Regions from separate parts of the Homo sapiens genome. Here region 2 is linked to region 1. Evidence: chromatin loops called from intact Hi-C (ENCODE). Cell type or tissue: MCF 10A. All regions are shown on one strand. Links, peaks and the distances in the headings refer to the core of each region. The heading gives the core; the rest is flanking DNA. Region 1 overlaps SDK1 (sidekick cell adhesion molecule 1). Region 2 overlaps SDK1 (sidekick cell adhesion molecule 1).

Evidence for each region. Peaks named below come from ENCODE experiments on the same cell type or tissue, not always from the same donor. Only the 100,000 strongest peaks of a DNase experiment are listed, where the experiment ranks them.
Region 2: a loop joins it to region 1, with 2.6 times the contacts of the local background. A loop is called at or near these places in 6 of 110 quality-filtered maps.

What each region holds. Positions count from the first base shown.
Region 1 is chr7:3,303,401-3,313,847 of GRCh38, forward strand. The region is part of intron 1 of SDK1 (sidekick cell adhesion molecule 1); the gene reads left to right. SDK1-AS1 (SDK1 antisense RNA 1) reads right to left here. Exons shown (of 3, transcript XR_001744897.3): 1 at 1-10,447. Among named protein-coding and RNA genes, the nearest start is that of SDK1, 7.4 kb to the left of the region's middle. In MCF 10A, for the core only: a CTCF peak has its summit at 5,900 (motif pointing right); a DNase peak (open chromatin) is centred at 5,971.
Region 2 is chr7:3,433,572-3,444,018 of GRCh38, forward strand. The region is part of intron 1 of SDK1 (sidekick cell adhesion molecule 1); the gene reads left to right. It overlaps LOC124901577 (a long non-coding RNA gene), which reads left to right. Exons shown (of 2, transcript XR_007060196.1): 1 at 1-738; 2 at 6,498-10,447. Among named protein-coding and RNA genes, the nearest start is that of SDK1-AS1, 87 kb to the left of the region's middle. In MCF 10A, for the core only: no CTCF peak of the experiment used is centred there; DNase peaks (open chromatin) are centred at 3,350 and 5,920.

The DNA.
Region 1 (10,447 bases), core at 905-8,904:
CAGACTGAAATGGTGGGGAAAAAATCTGCCAGTGGCTTTGTTTTGAAGTATATTACATAGATTTCAAGTTTTTATCAGTTGCACTTTGAAGGTTGTGTAAAGCATTGCATTTTAACAACTGAAATGTTAATGAAAATACATTTTAAAAATATATTAAGGCAACAACCGAACTTTGTTAGGAATATTTTATTCCTTTTTGGCAGTAAAAACATTGGTACCTGTTTTACATTTATATGGCTTATGAAAGTGTACAGATCTTTTAGTGTAAAATTTCAGATAGGTTGTCACAAATTTTAAGTTCATTGACGGGTTTCTGTTCTCTTTGCTCTGTGAAATGTGTAATATATCCATCTTTTTTTATATCGTATTGAAAATTCATATTACAGAGGAGATGTCACCATTTGACAAAAGCTCATGTATCTTGAAAATGAAAATTCTGGTGCTGTTATAAGAGATTTCTGATGGGATGATGAGTTGGTCATATGTGCAGGAGTGCATTCTCTTGAATCTTATCAGATGTAACATTCTAAATGGAATAGTTACCACTACGTTGGAGCGCCTCCTAAGTACCATATTATTACATTGTAGCTAGGTGAAGCTATGACTAATTTCTCTGCACCTCATGTAAGTAGGCTAGGTCGTGTATTTTGAGAAAAAACGTGCGACATTGATCAGTAAAAGTTACATTTTTATAACCTAGGTTACAGACCCTCTATGTAACTGATCATGATGGGAACCGCCAGGTTCAGGTCTTCCAAATGTAACTTTAATATGCCCTGGAGTTTCTTCTTTCTATGCGGTGATGAGAATTTCTGAGTTGTATGCTCTGCTTATTGCTGTGTGTTTAATTGCTTGTGACTTTCCCGGATTCCTAAAAAGCCAAGTCTTTAATTCTGGAAGGCAGGTGGCAACACATGCTTTCTTTATGCCATCCACCAAGGAGCCAGCTGTGAGTGGTTTGGAAGGATGACTTCTGAGGCTAAAGATGTATAAGCAGTCTTATGTGTGAAGTCCGTGGTGCCTTTAGCTTTACTGCTGGACTCTTTACAGGCTTACTGATTCTGGCAGTGTTCAGTAGACCTCCTAGATTCAGCTTGCATTCCTCAGGCCTAGAAAGGATAGGAATGTTCTTGTCCATGGGGCTGTTTGTTCATAGTCCTCAGTTTCTCATTTGAAATTGTCTCCACTTGGACCTATGGTTCTCCAGCTTTGGTATGTGTTAGAATCACCTGGGGAATTTGATGAAGCTGTAGAGTACCTACTCTTCCTCTTCCATGAGCCACATTTGCTTTCCATGTGATTATAATACACATTGGAATTCGAGAACTACTCACTTATTACCTTGTGTTTCCCCCTATTCCAGACACCTGCTGACTTCCTGGAAACTCTCTAGCCCAGTGTTTCTCAAACTTGGTTGCACATTGGAATCACCTGGAGCTTTAAACTTCTGATGCCTGGATGTCACTCCTAGAATTGGTTTTAATAAACTTGAGGTTTGATCTGGGCATCAGGATGCTGAGACACCCCCTCCTCCCTCCAGGTGATTCTCATGTTTAGCCAAGTTTGAGAACCACTGCTCTAATGGTTTTACGTGAGGCCACATGGCTTGATTTCCCTTTCATGCCTTCCTGGGCTTATTGTCCTCCCCCAACAATTGCAGTGACTTTTATGGACCTTGGGCCTGTGTTCACTTACACCTGTTCCAGGTTCATGATTTGAAACTCAACAGAGTACACTAGCTTTTCACTTATGTATCGTTTATTCCTACTGAAACTGTTGAGCCCCTGCTTTGTGCTGCCTGAGGTGTACATCGGAATCACTGGTGAAAATTTAAAATACAGTTATCTGGACTCCACCTCAGACCAGTTGGTTCTCAGAAGCATGCATTTAAAAACTCCTCAAGTGATTCTTGTATGTTTGTGTTACTTTTTTTATTTTTTATTTTTAATCCTCGTGTTGGTTAATCCCATAATGTCACTCAATTTCTCTGTCATCCTTAGCCTGATTTTTCTGTGGTCTGGGTCACTTTTCTCAGGCCAATTCCCAGCCTTGGACAGGGTGTACTAATTAGGCATTTCTGCCACTTGTTTGCTAGAGTGTTGAGTTCACTACAAATCTAGCTTCCTTTTGGGCCCATGTTGCTTTCCATTAATCCAGAAGTACTTTGCTTCCCCTCCTCCTAACCTACTCCCTTTACAACTTTGTAATTTGAGTTTCAACTGGAACTTGAGTTCTAGACTCCCTTACTTGAATATCATCTTAATAAAGAGTCTTGCTTAGTGAGTGCTCAGATAGTTAATTAAATTTTATTAGGCCACTGGGTATTTAACAGACAACTGGTCTCTTGGTTGGTTACTGTCTTCCAAATCCAACAATAAGCAGTTATTACCCTCTATGCAGTCTGCATAGCCACCTGTAGCTGTCCTTTATTGAACCTTTACGTGCCAAGCACTAAGTGCTCATTTATTCTTCACAGCAGCTCCTGAGAGGTAGACAGCATTTTTGTTCTCATCTTACCTATGGGAAAACTGAGGCATTCAGATGTTAACTAACTTTCCTGAGGTCCCAGGACCAGGAGTGGTGATGCCAGAATGAAAAGTCTGATCCAGAGTCTGAACATAACTTGAGTTCATAACCCCTGGGCTGGAGCGTTTCCCATGTAGCCTCTGCCTTTATAAGGAGAGGGAAAAATGGGCAGCAATCAGATCTGTACCAAAGGGAAAGACGGTGGTTGATATTTTCTAAAAACAGTATTGAGTAATCTGACCTCAAGTTTTAGATAAACCTTATTTACGATTATGATTGCAAAATAAAAATTACATAATTTGGAAAATAGAGATGAGGGATGTATGTAACCCCTTCCATCTACACATTCGTCTCCTCTAAGAAAATGACTATCACCATTTTGATGTATTCCCCTACCCCAATTTTTCTTTCATAACATAACATGAATTCCAGCTTCATGATGGTCTGTTGGCAGAGATTAGACCACCCCAGAATGGACTACTGGGAGTGCACCAACTATTTATTTGAGGAACATTTGGAAAATTCTTTTATCTGCACTGAAGTGTATGAATTTGAGTCCTTTAACTAAAGGAGGTGGAGTTTGTAAGGTACTGATCTTTTATTAGTTTGCCTTAGCACACATTTTATGTAAACAGTTAAGTTTAGGCTATACTGGGGTTTATACCTAACCAGAAGTTTCCTGGGCCCTCAAATACTGAGATAAAACAACGTGGAAGGCTGCAAGTTAAGTGGGTAATTAAGTGATATCAGGTAAGACTGTGTAGTTTAATTCTCCCTACCAGTTGCCTTTATGTTATTTCCATCCTCAGAGCCCCTGTATTGCTTGTATTGGAATACATAGGATTTGGCGTCTAAGGTGGCAGAGGTGTGTGGCATGTAGTGTCTTTCTGCCTGCCTGCCTTACGGTGTCCCAGAGATCAGAGACTGGTAATGTCAGCTGACTGAAACTAGAGAATGGAATGGACACAAAGTGAGGATTCTGATTAGGTCACGGCTTAAATTTCTCTAAGAAGTAAAGAAAGTGGTAGTTATGAGAGTAGACCTCCAGGTCCAAATGCGTTGAAAGTTGAATTAAGCTCAAGGTGGGGAATGAAAATCACATTGAAAGGTGTAGTATAAAGAAAAATTAAGGTTTATTTACAAAAGAAAGCTATTGATGTTTTGTTATTTGATTAAATACTCCTGGTACCCAATTATACATTTAACCCAAAGTAACCGAGCATTTTAATTTGCATAGTTTCTAAAATTTTATTTGACTTCATTTCTGTAAGGCATTATCTTAAATTTCCCCCTAAGTATGTACACCTCTTTTTTTTAAAAAAAGGGCATAAACGTTCGTAGCCATAATCCTGAGGGAGGACATATTTTGTCAGTTGGGACAGCAAATATGGCACCTCCTGCCATCCTATGGTAGCAAGTAGAAAGAAGCTATAGGTTCTTCAGTGAATCCCTGAAATGCAAAAGTCTGTCACAGTTAGATACCTACCTGCCAGTTATTGATCCTATACCTGAGATCTGTTCTGGAGAGGTTACTACTCTTAGAGCTTCATTATGTGAACAGTGTTGCCACTAAATCCAAATACAAAAATCATGATTATTATGGGAGCATTGCTGTAGGGAACCCTTGTTTATGTATGTGCAATTCTAGTGTTTAGGTGGTTGGCTTCCTGACAGAAAGCTCCAAAGCCAGAAACTCATTCCATCAGCCTGATACCAATCTCCTGTGGGTATTGTGGGAATGAAAGCAGTTTTTATAAAGCTTTCCTAGAAACATGGATATAGTAAATGGAAAAGACATTGGGCTAAGTATCAGTAGGCCTCGTTTATACTTCATTCTGTAACTACTGTGCAATATGAGGAAGTCTATTAGTCTCTCTGAGTCTGTTTTCTCACCTATAAAAGGAGGGATTAGACTAGATGTTCAGAATTGTTCTACTCTGATTCTCTGATCTTCTATATGTTGTCTTCCTTTCTGCCCTTCACTAGAGTCTGCATGTGTCTCCTGTCTGGGGATTCTGTAACTCCATATGTCTTAGCTTAGAACCTAATTTTCTTCATTTTACTTTTCTCAGAGTATTTACAATGTTGAAGACAACTAAGATGCAATGTAGTATTTCTCCTTAGGTGCTGCCGTCTAACACATGATATATTTACTCTAGCCTAAAAATGGTTCATGTTCAAAATTTTAGGTTCTGTAAAACAAATTGGTGCCATAATTTATCAGTATAAGCCTGAAATTTGGAGAAATAAATTTTCTTAAAATGTGAGATGCTTATTTATATACATGGCTGGAAGAAGGGGCAAGGCTAACAAATCTGGAGGTAATTAATGCAGTGAGAAACTTAAAAAGATATGAGAAAATGGCGATGGATGAGAATGTTTATATTTACTGTACAGTGACCATCAGTAATGAAAGAGATTAGTAGATGTCTGTTTTTGTGCTTAACATAATGTTATGTTGGTTTAATTGTCTTCATTAGGGGCTTTTAGTAAAACAAAGGGTCTTTAAAATTAACACAGTAATTTTTCACTTTAACAGGCTTAACTGGCACTTTATTGATATACAGACAATGTCTAGTGAAGATAACAGCTATCAATTAAATAGTCCAATTTCTTGAAAACAGATAGTCAGGTAAATCTATTTCTGATTTTTGGAGATTAGGTAGATGAACATGGGTAAGACTATAGTTTCTGCAGTGTTTTTGGCTTTGGTTCATTTTCAAAAAAATTTTTTTTAAATGGATAAGGCTAGGCTTTAGAGTTGTGGGTTCAAAGAATGGGCTAGACCCTGGGGTCCATATTATTACGTAGAATTAGTCTTTGTGCAGTGTTTGGTTGCCTTTTCTCCTTTCTATAACTCTCCATGGTATTCTAGACCTAATTCTTTACCTTGAGGGGGTTGGAAGCTCTCAAGTGTGTAAGCTTAATTTTACAACGATGAATAGTCTTTCCAATGAGAAAAAAATAGAGGGAGATAACCACGTAATGACTATGGTGATTTGGGGAGGAATATGGAAACTTGGGGAGCTCTGGTAGTTGCCTTTATTAAGAATAGTTGGTAGCAGGAATTTTAGCAACCCAAGCAGGCTAATTAGAATATATTTCAGTTTTAGAGTAAGGAGGGATTTTGTATCATAAAGGTATAACCTATCATACTTAACTAAGGGTGCTGATTTCCACAGGTGGTAGTATTTGTGAGTCCCTCTCTCTGGTGTGATCCTTAATTTATTTTGTGTGTTTGTGAGCCTGTTTTCAAAGTGAAGGTCAGTTTTGTCTTCTCTCTAGGTGTTAGGCGCGATGCAAAAAGAATGAAAGAGATTTTGATAGGGTATGACCAAGCCCTTCTATACAATGGATGTCAGTGTTGATTTTTATACACAAACCACCAGATGGCAACAGAAAAAGTGTTCATATAGGATATAATCTGTGGTTTCCACAGCCAAGTTTTTTTTTTTTTTCCTTCCATGATTCACCACTTTTTAGTATGCTTAGGTAACATGTACAATTTCTGGCTAAGAGCAAGGCGAGTTTATAATACCCAGCTATGTGAAATCAAAACCAGGTAATAGAATAGTGGCAGAGTGTCACTAGAAAAAGATTTTTTTTTTTTTTTTTTACATGAGTGTATAAACTGTTCCCAAAGGGAGCAAGTTTCCAGGGATGCAACTTTGATTTATATTATTGTATAGTCATGCTTTTACTTCTGATTTTTTTTATTCAGCATTTATTCAGCTCTTACAGTAAGCTGTAATGATTTGCAGAACATAAAAGAAAACATGGCTGTTACCCTAAAGCATTTTATGTAACACCTTTAAAAGGAAGAGATACATGAGTTCACAAACATTAAGCATATTTATGTATTTGCCGGCCAAAGGTATTTTTACTCTATGTAGAATTTGTTTTATTTTTGCCTTGTAGGCATATTCCCTTTTTCTAAGCGTGCTGTCTTGGCTCTTCTAAAATGGTTGTCTTAGCTAAAACTCCTGGTTGCAAGCTAGAAACTCAGTCTGAACTACTTAAGAAAAAAAGGATTTTATTGTAGGAGTCCTGGGGTATCACAGTATAATTAGGAGAATTTCTTTACATTTGGCAAGTTTAGTATTCACTTCCACCTAGGGAATAACTAGAGCCACATGCTCAAAAGCTCCCGGGTACTGTCCTTTTGGCCATCATCTCTCAGTTTGCTTCTGTGTCTGTGCTGGCATCATTCTGGATTCACTGGAAATTGCTTTCTTTTTGTGGCTGAAACCCAGCTGTCACCACTCTTTGCATTCCTATTGCTTCAGACCCTCAAAGATAGACTTAAAGCTTTGGTGCTGAGTCCAAAATCTGTGAAATGATCAGATTTGTATTTTAAAGTCATCTTGAGTGGGGGGAATAAACCATTATTTTTGTTGCAAAATTGAGAATGGGTTGGAAGAAACCAGAATGAATGACTGTAGATGTGTTGGACTGTAACAACAATTGAGGTGAGAGAAAGTAGCAGCTTGGGCTAGGTGGTGGTGCTGGAGATGGAGAGAGGTAGATGCACTAGAGAGGGATTTAAGAGGCAAAAAATACATGGGATTTGGTCATGGGTTGGGTATGGAAGGTGAATGAGAAAACATCAAAGGTGACGTCCAGGTTTCTGGCTTGCATGACTAGTTGGCTAGTATAACCATTCACTGAGGTTGGACCACCTCTGGGCAGCATGATCATTAGTTTGGTTTTGAATTTATTAATGTGAGGGACCTTTGAGGCATCTAGACAGAGCTGTTAAGTTGTGTGGATAGATGAATTTTGCAACCAGAGGAGGGTCTGGGCTTTTGGTATAAATATTTGTGGAGACAGTATAGCATACTGTTTAAGAGGATAGGCTTGGCATAAAATAAAACAAAGTTAACCACTTGCTAGCTTTGCATCCTTGGGTTGGCTACTTAATCTTCATTAATCTTGACTTTTCTTATCCCTGAAGAATTGTGTAATGATTCTGCCTGCTTCCTGTAGTTGTTGTGAGGGCTGATTGATATGATTGTAGGTAAGGTGTTTTTATCGCATTACCAAGTACATAGCATGCATCCAGTAAGTGTTAGGTGGTGTTATTTATTCTTTTGTGTAGAGGAATCCTGCCTTATTTATCTTTTCTTTTCCTGTAATATTAGGGAGTGATGAGTCACGGTAGTAGAGTGGGGAGTATGGACAGTTGACATAACTGGAGAGGTATTATACTAATATTAGCCTGGCTGGGATACAACCTGGATAAATTGCAGGGCGATGGGCCTGGGGGGAGAGTAGAGTGATGGAGATGAGTTAGGGAATGGTTATGATAATATAGAAATAATATTTGAACTGCAGTAGTATTGGGATGGAAAAAATGGAATGGTCAGTCTTGCTTAGAGAGGTAAATAGATGAGAACAAAAGGCCATTGGATTTGTTGATTACATGGGTAATGGTGATCTTTTTGAGCTCAATCTCACTGGAGTTCTAGGAGTATAAAGTAGATTGAAGTTCATTATGGAATGAATGGGTAGGGAGAAAAGAGTCAACCGGTATGTTCTTGTTCTATTGAAATTCTCAAGGAAAGAGAACTATGGAGGCATTTGAAATGCATAGTGACAAAAATGATCTTAAAATACCTTGGGAATATTTTTTCCAAATTTGAAATCTATTATTGAGGCTGGGAAAAAAAATTGTCATTTGGCAGAATGGTAAGTAATTATCACAATTCTCTGAAGTGATCATTTCTGTTTCATATGTTGCGACTCGTGGAGGCTTCTAGCAACATTGTCACCAAAGCTGAATGTGGAGGACTCCCTTCACCACCCTGCTATAAACACACAGAAACTGTGGACAAAATATAACAAGAACAAACAAGCGTTTCTGAAGTTTAAAATACCAGGGAATCCCTAGGTGCCAGCTATGAACAGAAAATTCAGAGCTAGGGCGTTAATCAGGAGCTCAAGGCCTGTGGTGGTTTCTGATCTGAATACACGCCCCAATGGCTTAGTCCTGAGGGTCTCATGGAGGAGTAGGAGGCATGGCCTTGGGTCTGCATAGACTTGGAAGGTGGAGTAAAGGTTCTCTAGCATCAAACCTTGAAGGGCTTTTCCATCTGTGAAAAGAGAACTAGAAAAACTTTGCCTACTGGTTTGGGAAAGTGTAGGAAACTTGCTGTCCTCCTGGGGTTGTGATCATTAGGAATAAAAAAGGGACATCTAAACTCCAAGATTGCACCTCATAATTGGGGTGGATTCAAATTTAACATTTCTTATAGTGCAACTAACCTTCAAGCTGAGACAAATTAGCATAAAATCTGGTCTAGAACTATGGAAATGAATAGAGCCCTCAGGTCTGAAACTGACCTGCAGAGCAAATTAAAAATCTAAGACTCTTGCAGAAGAAACAAGTCATGCTATAGATGAGCTTGCAATACAAAAATTGCCCAGCTACACAAGGAAATGAATCACCGTGAAGGAGAGTTAGCAGATGAATAGTATTCCAGGAGATTGAGATGATAGGATATATGAAAGAGATTAATTGCTTAAAATTATGAGAGATGAAAGGGGTAAGATCATAATGAAAGAGCACAGATTAGAAAAATAACATGGAGTTGGAAAAGAACCCAGTAGGACTTCTAGAAATGAAAATAATGGTCATTAAGTGTTTTTTTTTAAAAAAAATAACCTCAATGGACAGGTTAAAGAGCCAGGTAGATATAATTGAAGATAAAAACTGTATTGAAAAATCAATAGATTTTTAAAGGAGATCTGAGGAAATTTCTTCGAATACAGTAATAAGGGATAAAGAAATGGAAAATGAGTGGTTACAATTCATGAACTTTAGAATGAGGAAGTCTCATATTACCTTCTGTGAGCTTCCAGAAAGAGGAAATAGAGTAGGAGAGACACTATTAGAAGATAGAATGGCTGAGAAGTTTTCATAATCAATACAAGTTCTGCCTGAGCTCTTAGTTTCAAGAACCGTAGTAAACCCCACACAGGATAAATAAAAATAAATTCATACCTAGACATATTGTAGATGAAGCCTTAGAAAATAAGAGGAAAGCAGTCTGAGGAAAGTTGATGTCTAGACTGGCAGGCATTTTGTTCATAGCAGAAGATGATTGAATAATAACATCAAAGGCTGGAAGTGGAAATCCACTACCAACCTAGAATTCCATGTCCATATAAAGTATTATGATACTCAAGAGTAAATGAAATGGCTGGGTGTGGTGGCTCATGCCTGTAATCCCAGCACTTTGGGAGGCCAAGGTGGGCAGATCACGAGGTCAAGAGATCGAGACCATCCTGACCAACATGGTGAAATGCCATCTTTACTAAAAATACAAAAATTAGCTGGGCACAGTGGCATGCACCTGCAGTCCCAGCTACTTGGGAGGCTGAAGCAGGACAATTGCTTGAACCCTGGAGGCGGAGATTGGAGTGAGCTGAGGTTGCGCCATTGTATTCCAGCCTGGCGACGGAGCGAGACTCCATCTCAAAAGTAAGTGAAATAAAGGTTGTAGATAAAAAACAAAGTTGATGATTAGTAGTTGGAACTACTAAAAAATGCACTTCAAAAAGAAAGAAATTGAACCCAGGAGTGAGGTACAGATTGTAAAGTGCTAAATGATAGGAAGCATTGTTGCAATGTGCCCCTTAAATTTATATGTAATTGCTTTGCAGTTTGAGAAAAGTGTCAGCAGTTTCCACTACAAGTACTCATACTGCAGATTAACGGATTAGCGAGAGTGTAAGCAGTAGGGACGGGTTTGGGAGATGTTGGTCAAAGGATACAAAATTTCATTTAGAAGGAATAAATTCAAGAGATCTGTTGTACAACATGGTGACTATAATTAATGATAACTTGTTTTATTCTTGAGTTGCTAAAAGTAAATTTTAAGTATTCCTACCACAAAAAAGTATGTGAAGTAATACATAT
Region 2 (10,447 bases), core at 1,105-9,104, 130 kb after region 1:
AATTTTCTAGCACAATGACTAAGTGAATTGCTACATTAAAGACTGGCTGGCCAAGAAATGGTTAATCTTTGTATGGCAGGCTTTAGGGACCAACATCAAATACAAACATGTTGGAAATCTTTTTGTCATTCCAGCTCAATTGATTCAGAAAAATTTTAAGAGCAATAGTCAGTGCTTGGAGGAAAAAAGAATACTATTGTAAATTTGAGACGTTCTCATCTTGAACATGGCTCTTGTAAATCACAAGCTTGACAACCTTACAGAGTACATACAAGCCGTGGTTGACTTCAGAAATATGTGTTTTAGACACAGTTTTACATGAAAGTCATGATATTGTAAATATAATGATTTATTAATAAGTTTAACTTTTGTTAGGATACTTTGCGCATAACTACCGCAATGCATTAAGAAGGAAGTGTTAAGAATTTTCATCCCACAGATCTGATGATTTAAAGTAGTGTTCCATTTGTGCAGTCAATAGAAGGAGGTGCAACAATGAAACAGAAACAAGGCAAAATCTATCCATATGGGCTCATCTTATGACCTGTTCTTGCTGGTAATTTTGGCGTATTTTGTGATGATTTTTTTTTCCTCTCTTTTTGAAGGCTCAGTAGCTGTACTACTCACTCTACCAGGCCAAAGAGTCAGCGTGATGGAGAGAAGATTAGGAAATCATGTTTTAAAATTCTTCTAATGCAGATGAATATGTCAACATGATTTTTCTTTCATCAGGAGCCTGTAAGAGAATTTCCACCTTGTTCGCCTTGGTTTTGGTATATGAGGTGGACTTTTTACTTAGGTGTCCTCCCTGTTGTTTTGAGGCTATGTGCCCTACGCCACTGTGGTTTACCCTGAGGAAGTTTGCGTAGCTCGCGTGCCAACCACTTCTCTTGGAGAAGACGGAGTGTCATAACTACAGCTAACATTTATTAAGGATCTTGCATGTTTTTCATTTTAATCCTCACAGCTCCTTAAGTATTATCTCCATTTTGTAGATGGGACATCTCTGGCTCAGGCTCAAAGATGTTAAGTAGCTCACCTAAGGTCATTTTGCCAGCTAAGTAACCAAGCTGGGGTTTCAGCCCAAGCCAACTTTACCGAGTGTGGATGGTTTTAACCAGTTCTCTCGATTTGCCTCCCTGTGAGGTGTGAGTTGTTGCCATCATTAACCCAGGCCTATCTGCTTTTGGGGTTCAGAGTTGGAACCATCTGCAGGGAGTGTAGATAGAATCATGGGGGGGGACAGAGCACACCCTAGTGGAGCCTGCCAAGACTCCTCATTGAGCCCAGAAAACTGAGATACAGGTTAGAATTGGCCATTTCATCGCAGTGTTTATTTCATGTTTTCTCATCTCACAGGTGAGTTTTCTAGAGGAAAGATGATGAAGTAAAATTTTACAACAATTTTTGAATACTTTTCCTAACTGTCAAATCTCCGTCTGGATCCCATTAATAAGATACAAAGTTATATCCCAAAAGTACCAAATTATGTAATTCTTTTTCTGATTAGTTCATTGCAACTTGTTCAGCTTCAAATAAATTAAAGATTTCTTAGTTATTGTGATTCTTAATAATTTTGCAAAAGTCTCTGTATTTTTTTTTTTGAAATCTTTTTCTCATTATTTATGGAAGATAGTGATTGGGAGAAAGCAAAATATTAGGCATTAAAACAGATTATACTGGAGAGATCTATTCCAGTGTGATCACCAAATCCACCTATTTTGATACTTGACTTATGAAGGGGACTGCCTTTTTTTTTTTTTTTTTTTTTTTTTTTGAGACGGAGTCTTGCTTTGTTGCCCAGGCTGGAGTGCAGTGACTTGATCTCAGCTCACTGCAACCTCTGCCTCCCGGGTTCAAGCAATTATCCTGCCTCAGGCTCCTGAGTAGCTGGGACTACAGGCACAGACAGTCACGCCCAGCTAATTATTATGATTATGATTATGATTATTATTATTATTATTTTGTATTTTAGTAGAGACGGGGTTTCACCGTGTTGTCCAGGCTGGTTTCGAACTCCTGAGCTCAGGCAATCCGCCCGCTTCGGCCTCCCAAAGTGCTGGGATTACAGGAGTGAGCCACTGCACTCTGTGGGGGCTTTTAAAGAGGAAGTGAAGGGTAACTCATCTCTATCCTACTTTACATGCCCCACCTAAGTCCAACTCCCACTGCCTGTCTTCTAAGGGACATCTTGTGGCTTGTTCTCTGCTCTGCTCGTATTCAGTCTCTACGTCCCTCATGCTTTCTCATGGATTTACAATGATTACTTACTCTCAAACTTATATTTCCAGCCCTAACCTCTCCAGTGATCATTTGTTAACAAGATTGTGTTAAAGGAAGCAACAAAGGTTCTTCTATTGGATGTAGTTGAAAAAGCAGAACTGTTGCTCTGGCCTAAACATTAACTTTGGAGAGGTTTAAATTCTGTTTAGAAGTTATAAATGAGCTTAATATCATGTGATTTGCATGATAAGTTATTTTAAAGAGTTTAAATCCATGATTGTTCAAAATAGGTTGTTTTATTTTCAATATAATATGGTTCTTAATTGTAACATTAATGAACACTGAAGACATTTTTAAGATTCATTTATGTAAAGTGATTTGATGAAGTAAGCTGACATTTGATGGACTTAGTGGAAGTTTAGACCCAATTTGCATTTCAGTGGTATTTTATGGCTGACTTTAGAAAACTTTTTAGATAGGATTTCTCGGTAAATTAAAGGATTTAGAGGGATGATTACGAAATAATTGATTAAAAAGTGTGCAATATTGGTTTTCATTGAACTTAAGCTTGTATGGGTTCAATTTAAAACCTAATTCAATACATTTTAGATTTTATATTTCCCTGAACCTCTTCTGCTGTATTAATTTTGTCATGCTTGTCATTCTAATCTAATGATGATTTAATGTTTGCAAACCTGAATAAATCTGTATGCAAGGAGTTTTGCTGTGTTTTTAATCAATGAAGATTGAAATTTGGCAACTGAGGTGATAAAAAATGAAAAATTTTAAATAGAAAATGAAAATAATGATTATACTTTAGAAAGTACTCTTATTAATGTTCTTGGCTATGAACCATGTAATATTTTTCTCTTATTTTTATCGTGTAATATTTTGAAGGTGACTGAACCTTAAAAGAAGTAATTGCCACTAAATCGTGAAGAATGTTTAAATTAGAACAGATTCTTTGTCCTCACTGTCTTCCCCTTTCCCTGAAATCTGTAGTCTAGAGTTGTGAATAAGAGCCAGAAGAATGTTAAACTGCCTTTTAAAAACTCGTCTACCCTCCCCAAGAACCTACATAGACAATAGAATGTTCTGTAATGAAAGTGTATCTTTACCTCATTATTTATTTATTTTATTGAGCAAAAAATGTAGAACATAGAATGTCTAACGGATTAGTCACAATAAAAAAAATTTCCTGGGTTATATATGTAAGGGGCAGCGGCTGCTCCTCTATCAGTCCAGGAGAGCCTGGTCTGATTTCACATTGCTTTTCTTTCCACATGATCTCATGACACTAAAAGACGATTAATACATCCTTTAAAAATCAATACGGGACATTTTACTGTAGTCCTTCACCTTTATTGTTCAGTACCCTTCAGGGGTGAAAGGAGATATTCCAATGCAAAAAATATGTCTGAAAACCTGAGTGGTAAGTAATAAAAGTTTTTTTTTCTCTTAAAAAGTCTTATAACATTGTTATTTCCCAGATTTGAGGGGTGGGCCTTGGGGTGGAATTAAAAAATCAGTGTAATCATTTGTAAGGACAAAATGCGAGTTTCTATAAAGAATGTTTTAGCATAATGTCACTAATGTTTTGCAGTGTGTAGAGAGCAAACTTTAAAAAAAGATGTGAAAATTTACAAACCAGTAATCCTCTATTTCATGTGCCAGCAGTCAAAATTACGTGTGATCGGCTGGGTGCAGTGGCTCACACTTGTAATCTCAGAGCTTTGGGAAGCTGAGGTGGGAAGATTGCTTGAGGTCAGGAGTTTGAGATCAGCCTGGGCAACAGCAAGACCCCTTCTCTACAAAAAATAAAGTTAGCTGGATGTGATGGTGCGCGCCTGTAGTCCCACCTATTTCAGGGGGCAGGGCTAGGAGTTTCAGGTTTCAGTGAGCTGTGATCGTGCCACTGCACTCCAGCCTGGGTGACAGAGTCGGATCCTGTCTCTGCCAAAAAATTAATAATACTAAAAAAATTAGATATGATTAAGGATACCAAAAAATTATTCAGATACCTTAGTGGAAGCTTTGGCTGAATAGAAGTTCCATCTTTTGTAGTACTGAAACCAAGTGAAGGGATTACGTAGTTGACATCTCTGAAAGAGAGAACGCAGTGGTAATGAGAATACTCCCCCTACGTTTGTGTATGAGCCTTGGCAGTTTCTTTTACACTCTCTCATTTAATCCTCTAAGACCTGAGACATTGTTGGGGCAAGTGGAATTATTCTGCATTTTATAGATGAAGAAATGGACTTGGAATAATTAAGTTATTTACAGCTAACCCGCACCCCAGATCTCTTGACCTAGCCCCCTGCATCCTGCCTTTGCCCCAGAGTGCTTTTAATGTTCTGCATTGCATGGTCTTTTTGTTCATTTTATTTTATGTATCATAGTTAATACTAAACTGAACGTTTGCTGCTAAGACCTATATTATTTTATATTCCCAATGAATATGACTTCTGCATAAAAACATTTAACTAGGGTAATCATTTTATAGTATGTGCCTGTTGTCTCTGCTATATCTATCACCTTCATGTGAAGACAGAGAAAATAGAATATGCTGTGTATTCGAAATAATTTCTTCTTTACAATGATGTATTCTAGATTCTAACATTTACATATGAGAGAAGCTTCATAAATGTTACGTTTTCTGTGGCCGCTATTTCTGTCTTATCTGTGCTGTCTACACAGTGAGGACAGCTGCAGAGACACTGCCAGTCTCATGAAGTGTCCATTGTGAAGGCCCATGTGTCAGTGCTGCTGATGGCATGCAGGAGTTGGTCAGTAGGATGGTTAAGAACATGGGCTCTGGAGTGGACGGTGTCTGGCTTCAATCTGGGGCTGTCACTTAGTTGGTGTGGGACCTCTCATCTCTATTGCCAACCCAAGTTTTTGATTCTTTCTTTCCTCAGTAAACTCTTAATCTTTCTGTCCTTGGAATCTTCTCCTTTCACTTCAAACAACTCATCTGTCTTTATCCTGAAAAGTTTATACTTTACTAAGTTCCATCATTGGCAGCAACCCTGTTTTCTTCCCCTTTGTATTAATATTTTTTTTTTTTTTTTTTTTGAGATGGAGTTTCACTCTTGTTGCCCAGGCTGGAGTGCAGTGGTGCGATCTTGGCTCACTGCAACCTCTGCCTCCTGGGTTGAAGTGATTCTCCTGCCTCAGCCTCCCGAGTAGTTGGGATTACTGTTGCCTGCTACCACGCCCAGCTCACTTTTGTATTTTTAGTAGAGATGGGGTTTTACCACGTTGGCCAGGCTGGTCTCAAACTCCTGACCTCTCGTGATCAGCCTGCCTCAGCCTCCCAAAGTGCTGGGATTACAGGTGTGAATCACCATGCCCGGCCCCCCTTTCTATTAATTATCCAACATCTCAAATGTGCAGTTCATCACATTTTTGGGGTGGTGGTTAGACACAATATAGTTAACCTATTTAGATAAATAAACTCTTTTATTTCCCCTGAGTGAACATTTCATCTAAAACGTGTGTCGCTTTCTTGCTTAAAAACCAATAAAGCTAATGTTTCTCAAGTCATCATATATGAGTAGCATGCAAGCTCCGGATGCAGCTGTTCCTCTAGAGACTACTGTTGCGCTCCTTACAAGCCTCTAGAGCACTAGTGAAGAGTAATGTTAGATTGTTTCGGGTTTGGTCAACCTTTCCTAAGACTCAGTGGACAGCAATCAGTTAATGTGCCAAGAAGCATAAGCTAAATCCAGATTGCAACATACTACTCATTCTGAATCTGTAAGGGAATGCCTCTGTGAGTCACTGTTGTGGGAATGTCCTGGGATGGCATAGTTAATACTTTCTAATGGGATTTAAAAAGTCAGTACATTTCTCTTTTTGAATTTGTTTCTTAATGATCTGATGCACTTTTGGATAAGATACAGCTTGCTTTATAGAACAGAAAAAACATTGTCATTTATACATGATTTAGCTTTATGATCATGATTTAAAGCCACCAGCTTTGTGGGAGGAAGATAGTGAGAATGGCCATGACAGCTTTAACTACACCCTTGAAGACCTCCTTGCTTACTAGAGGGCACTGTGCTGTCCTCAGATGCCCTGAGGCAGGTCAGATTGGGATAATAATTACATTAACTCCCAAACTACCCTGTGCTGGACTTTTTTTTTAAGTTATAGCTCTATGGAGATATAATTGAAATATAGTAAATGGGAAATATTTAAGATATATAATTTGATATGCTTTGACATATTCACAGTAGTCCCCTCTCACCTGCATATTCATTTTTTTGTAGTTTCAGTCACCTGTGGTCCGAAAACATTAAATGGAAATCCGGAAGTAAATAATTCATCAGTTTTAAATTGTGCACCGTCCTGAGTAGTGTGATGGAATCTCGCACCATCCCTTGTGCCCTGTAAAATGAAGGTGTATTCCAGAGAACAAAGGAAGGATGGAGCTTTTATAGAGCATCTTTCTGCCCAGGTTTGCATTCAGGTATATTTTTTCAAATGAAGGAGTCCACCTTGCTTAGTTCAGGTTGCTCAGTGCAAGTGATTTCTGATTGGTTGGTGCAGGCTATACAGTCTGTTGGTTCAGGTGGCCTGAACAGGAATGGTAAGCTGCGAAGGTTCGGAGTTAAACAGATGTGTAGGTTTTCTGGAAACTTGGGGTACATGTGTGACCATTAGACTCAGTTAGCCCCTCAGGATTCATCTTGAGGGATTTGCTCTTTGAGGTTCACAGTGATCAGATCAACTGTTGCAGTATCTCAGTGCTTGTGTTCAAGTAACCCTTATTTTAATTAATAATGACCACAAAGTATAGGAGTAGTGTTGTTGGCAATTAGGATGTGCCAGAGAGAAGATAGAAAGTGCTTCCTTTAAATGAAAAGGTGAACGTTCTTGACTTAAGAAGGAAAGAGAAAAATATGCTGAGGTTGCTAAGATTAAGAACAAATCTATCCATGAAATTGTGAAACAGGACAAGTAAATTTATGCTGGTCTTGCTGTTGCACCTCAAACTGCAAAAGTTATGGCCACAATGTGTATTAAGTGCTTAGTTAAGGTGGAAAGGTAAATTTGTGAGTGGAAGATACGAACCAAAAAGATGTTCCAATTGACAGCAATGTGTTGTGCCAGAATCATTCAGCCTATATGACGACTTGAGCAAGGGATCCCTTGAAATGAGTTACACCAAGTGAGGGATAGTTACACAGATTCAAGAATACAGATAATCAGTAGTAGCCTAATGCTGCGTCACAATGCATACGTCTTTCACCCTACTTCATCTCATTACATAGGCATTGTACCATGTCACATCATTACAAGAAGAAAGGTGAGTATAGTACAGTGAAATATTTTGAGACAGCCCATGTTCACATAACTATTATTACAGTATGTTATAATTCTATTTTATTACTAGTTATTGTTAATATTTTATTTTATGATTTATAAATTAAACTGTATCATAGGTAAATATGAATAGGAAAAAACAGTATATATAGGGTTCAGTACTATCTGGTTTCAGGCATTGACTGGGGCCTTTGAATGTATCTCTTGCAGATAAGGAGGACTCTTGTACATCATGACATGTGTGGATCCAAAATCTCAAAAAAACAAAAAACAAACAAAAAAAAACCAAAATCTCTTTTTGTGTGTGTACATGAATTGTTCCAGCACCATTTGTTGAAAAGGCTTCCCTTCCTTCACTGAATTGCCTATTCACTTTCTTGGAAATCACTTGTCCATGTATGTGTGGATCTATTTTTGGACTCTGTTTTGTTCCGTTGATACATTTGTGTCTCTTTGCAACCACTCTATTTTGATTGCTGTCACTTCATCATAATTCCTGAAGTCAGGTATCATTAGCCTCCCAACTTTGTTTTCCTTTTTAGAAACAGCTTGTTAGTTTCTACCAAAAGATATCCTGAGATTTTGACTGGGATTGCATTGGATCTTGTAAATCAATTTGGGTAGAATAGACATCTTAACAACATCGAGTCATTTCTGAGTCTCTCACATGTAAAACCATTATCTGCGTTTAAAATGTAAACCACTCAGTGTCACCGATCATAAACCAAAAGTGATACTTAGGGTACCTTGAAATTACATTAAGCAGAACACTGGGAATTGGTCTTTTTGCTTGATTTGCCTGAGTGATTCTCCACAAAATCCCCACTTAATATGATAGGTATGAATACGGGATGCCTTATCCAGAGCAGCTCTCCACAAGCATCCTCACGCCACAGATGCCAGTTGACCGTTACGTGTACTCACCTAGCCTGCTGGTACCTGCCAGATGGTGGGCATTTTGGGTGAGATTATGATAGATTTAAGCCAGAGGTTCAGGAATATCCACATTCTCCAAAAAAGAAGATTAAGCCATTATTATTGGGAGCAGCCTAATTCTAGTTATGAAGGAAAGAGATCAGGGTGCCATATGTACTTAGATAGCCATGTCTTTTATAGCACATAGCCTTTCATGTTAAAGCTCCGCATTTTTCTAAAGGAGTATTGATTATAGTAAGGAAGCCAAGGTTCAACTCGTGTATGTGTCAGGTAGCTGGATCATTCATTACCACCATAGGTGACACCCATGTTGATCAGTTACATAAAGACCACAAATGGAATGGTAACTGGGTCATTGCAAATTAACCCTTTCTGAAAGACAGTTCAGGACATATTTATCCTTGAGAGTGAGCCTACACTATCCTCCTAAGACCTCTCTTTTAAGTGGAGAATATACATTTTGGAAACAAGGTTGTATTGTGGTTGAGGGCATGAAGTCAACCTGCCTGAGTTCAAATCACCACTCTGCCCTTTTCTAACTTTTCAAATTTAGGGATTCACTTAGTTTCTCTAAGCCTATTTTCTTTGAGAATATGGAAAATTATTATAGTAACATGGGGAAATTAAAAGTGAGTAATTGTACAAGTTTAGTGCACTTGATATGTTTTGTTTTTAGCATATTTTCTCCATTTTTCCTTTTTCCTTTTGTGTGTTCTTGTTGCCAGTGACTACCTGTGAAATGTAAACTGTTGAGTGAACTGCTTTTGCTTTACTTTCTGTGAATTACTTGTTCTACTCACTGTGTTCTGTCTCTTCCATTCCCTCCGAACACTTTTGATCTTTTCGTTTTGCCCCAGTCTTCTTTCATTTAAAAACTAATTTCTCCCAAGAAGCCTGCTCTATAAAGGATGTGTAGATTAGATGAGGTGTGGGAAGCATGTTTACTTATAAAGCAACACAATACCCTATCCATATCCAGCCTGTAAAAATAAAAATCTAAGTGCTTTTTTTTTTTTTCCCTCCCAAGTAAAGAGAAAAGTTTCAGGGTTATATCCTTAACATGTAATTAAGAGAGTTCAAGATATTTTATGTTCTATATAGCAATGCAGAGAATATTTAATAAGCATTAACAAAAAAACTTAACCTTGTGGTAGATAGCATTGTACTAATTAACAGTTTATTTTATTTAGCTACAAGAACTATGTCAGCATGAGAGCTAACACTACTTATGTTTGACAATTTTAGAATAGGAATAAGGTAAAAATACTCAACAGAGATAATGGTAGCTTGCAAACCGTTTATGTCAAATATATTAAAATTTGGAATAGTTGAAGACTAGAATCCAAATTCAAGAGTAATTAACCAAAATAGTTGACAGATGTCAGCCATGCTAATAAAATTTGTATACCCTGAATATTTTCCAGCTTGTAATTAACTGCACAGATGATGTGATCTGATTTTGTCACTAACTGCTTATTAATGAAGGAGATGATGACTAGTTACAAAATCCATAGTGCTAGCTGAATTCCAAGTTTAAATGTTTCTCATACAGCCGGCATTAATTGGAGCCACACTAGCCTCCATGCTGGTTTGATTTGTGCTTACTTTCTTCATTTGTAATTGCGAAGGGGAAACTGAATTTGTTAAATTCAGCTCTGAGTGACCTTGAAGATAGTAAATCTGTTTTTATTTGGTGGTCAGCAGCGTAATGGCTTTTATTTTTAGATTCTTTCTTATAAATGTATTGTCATCAGGCTAGTGATATCACCATTGGAAGTTGTATAATAAAGTGCAAACTGATTATTTCAAGTTCAGCTAAACCACAGCAGAACATGATGTCAATATGACTGAAGATGTGAACACAGAGTGCTATTAACAAATGGTTTAATAACAAAAGAGCATTATTTATTTCTATCATATACATAGCACGGAAGCCTGAGAAGAAGCAAAAGGATTC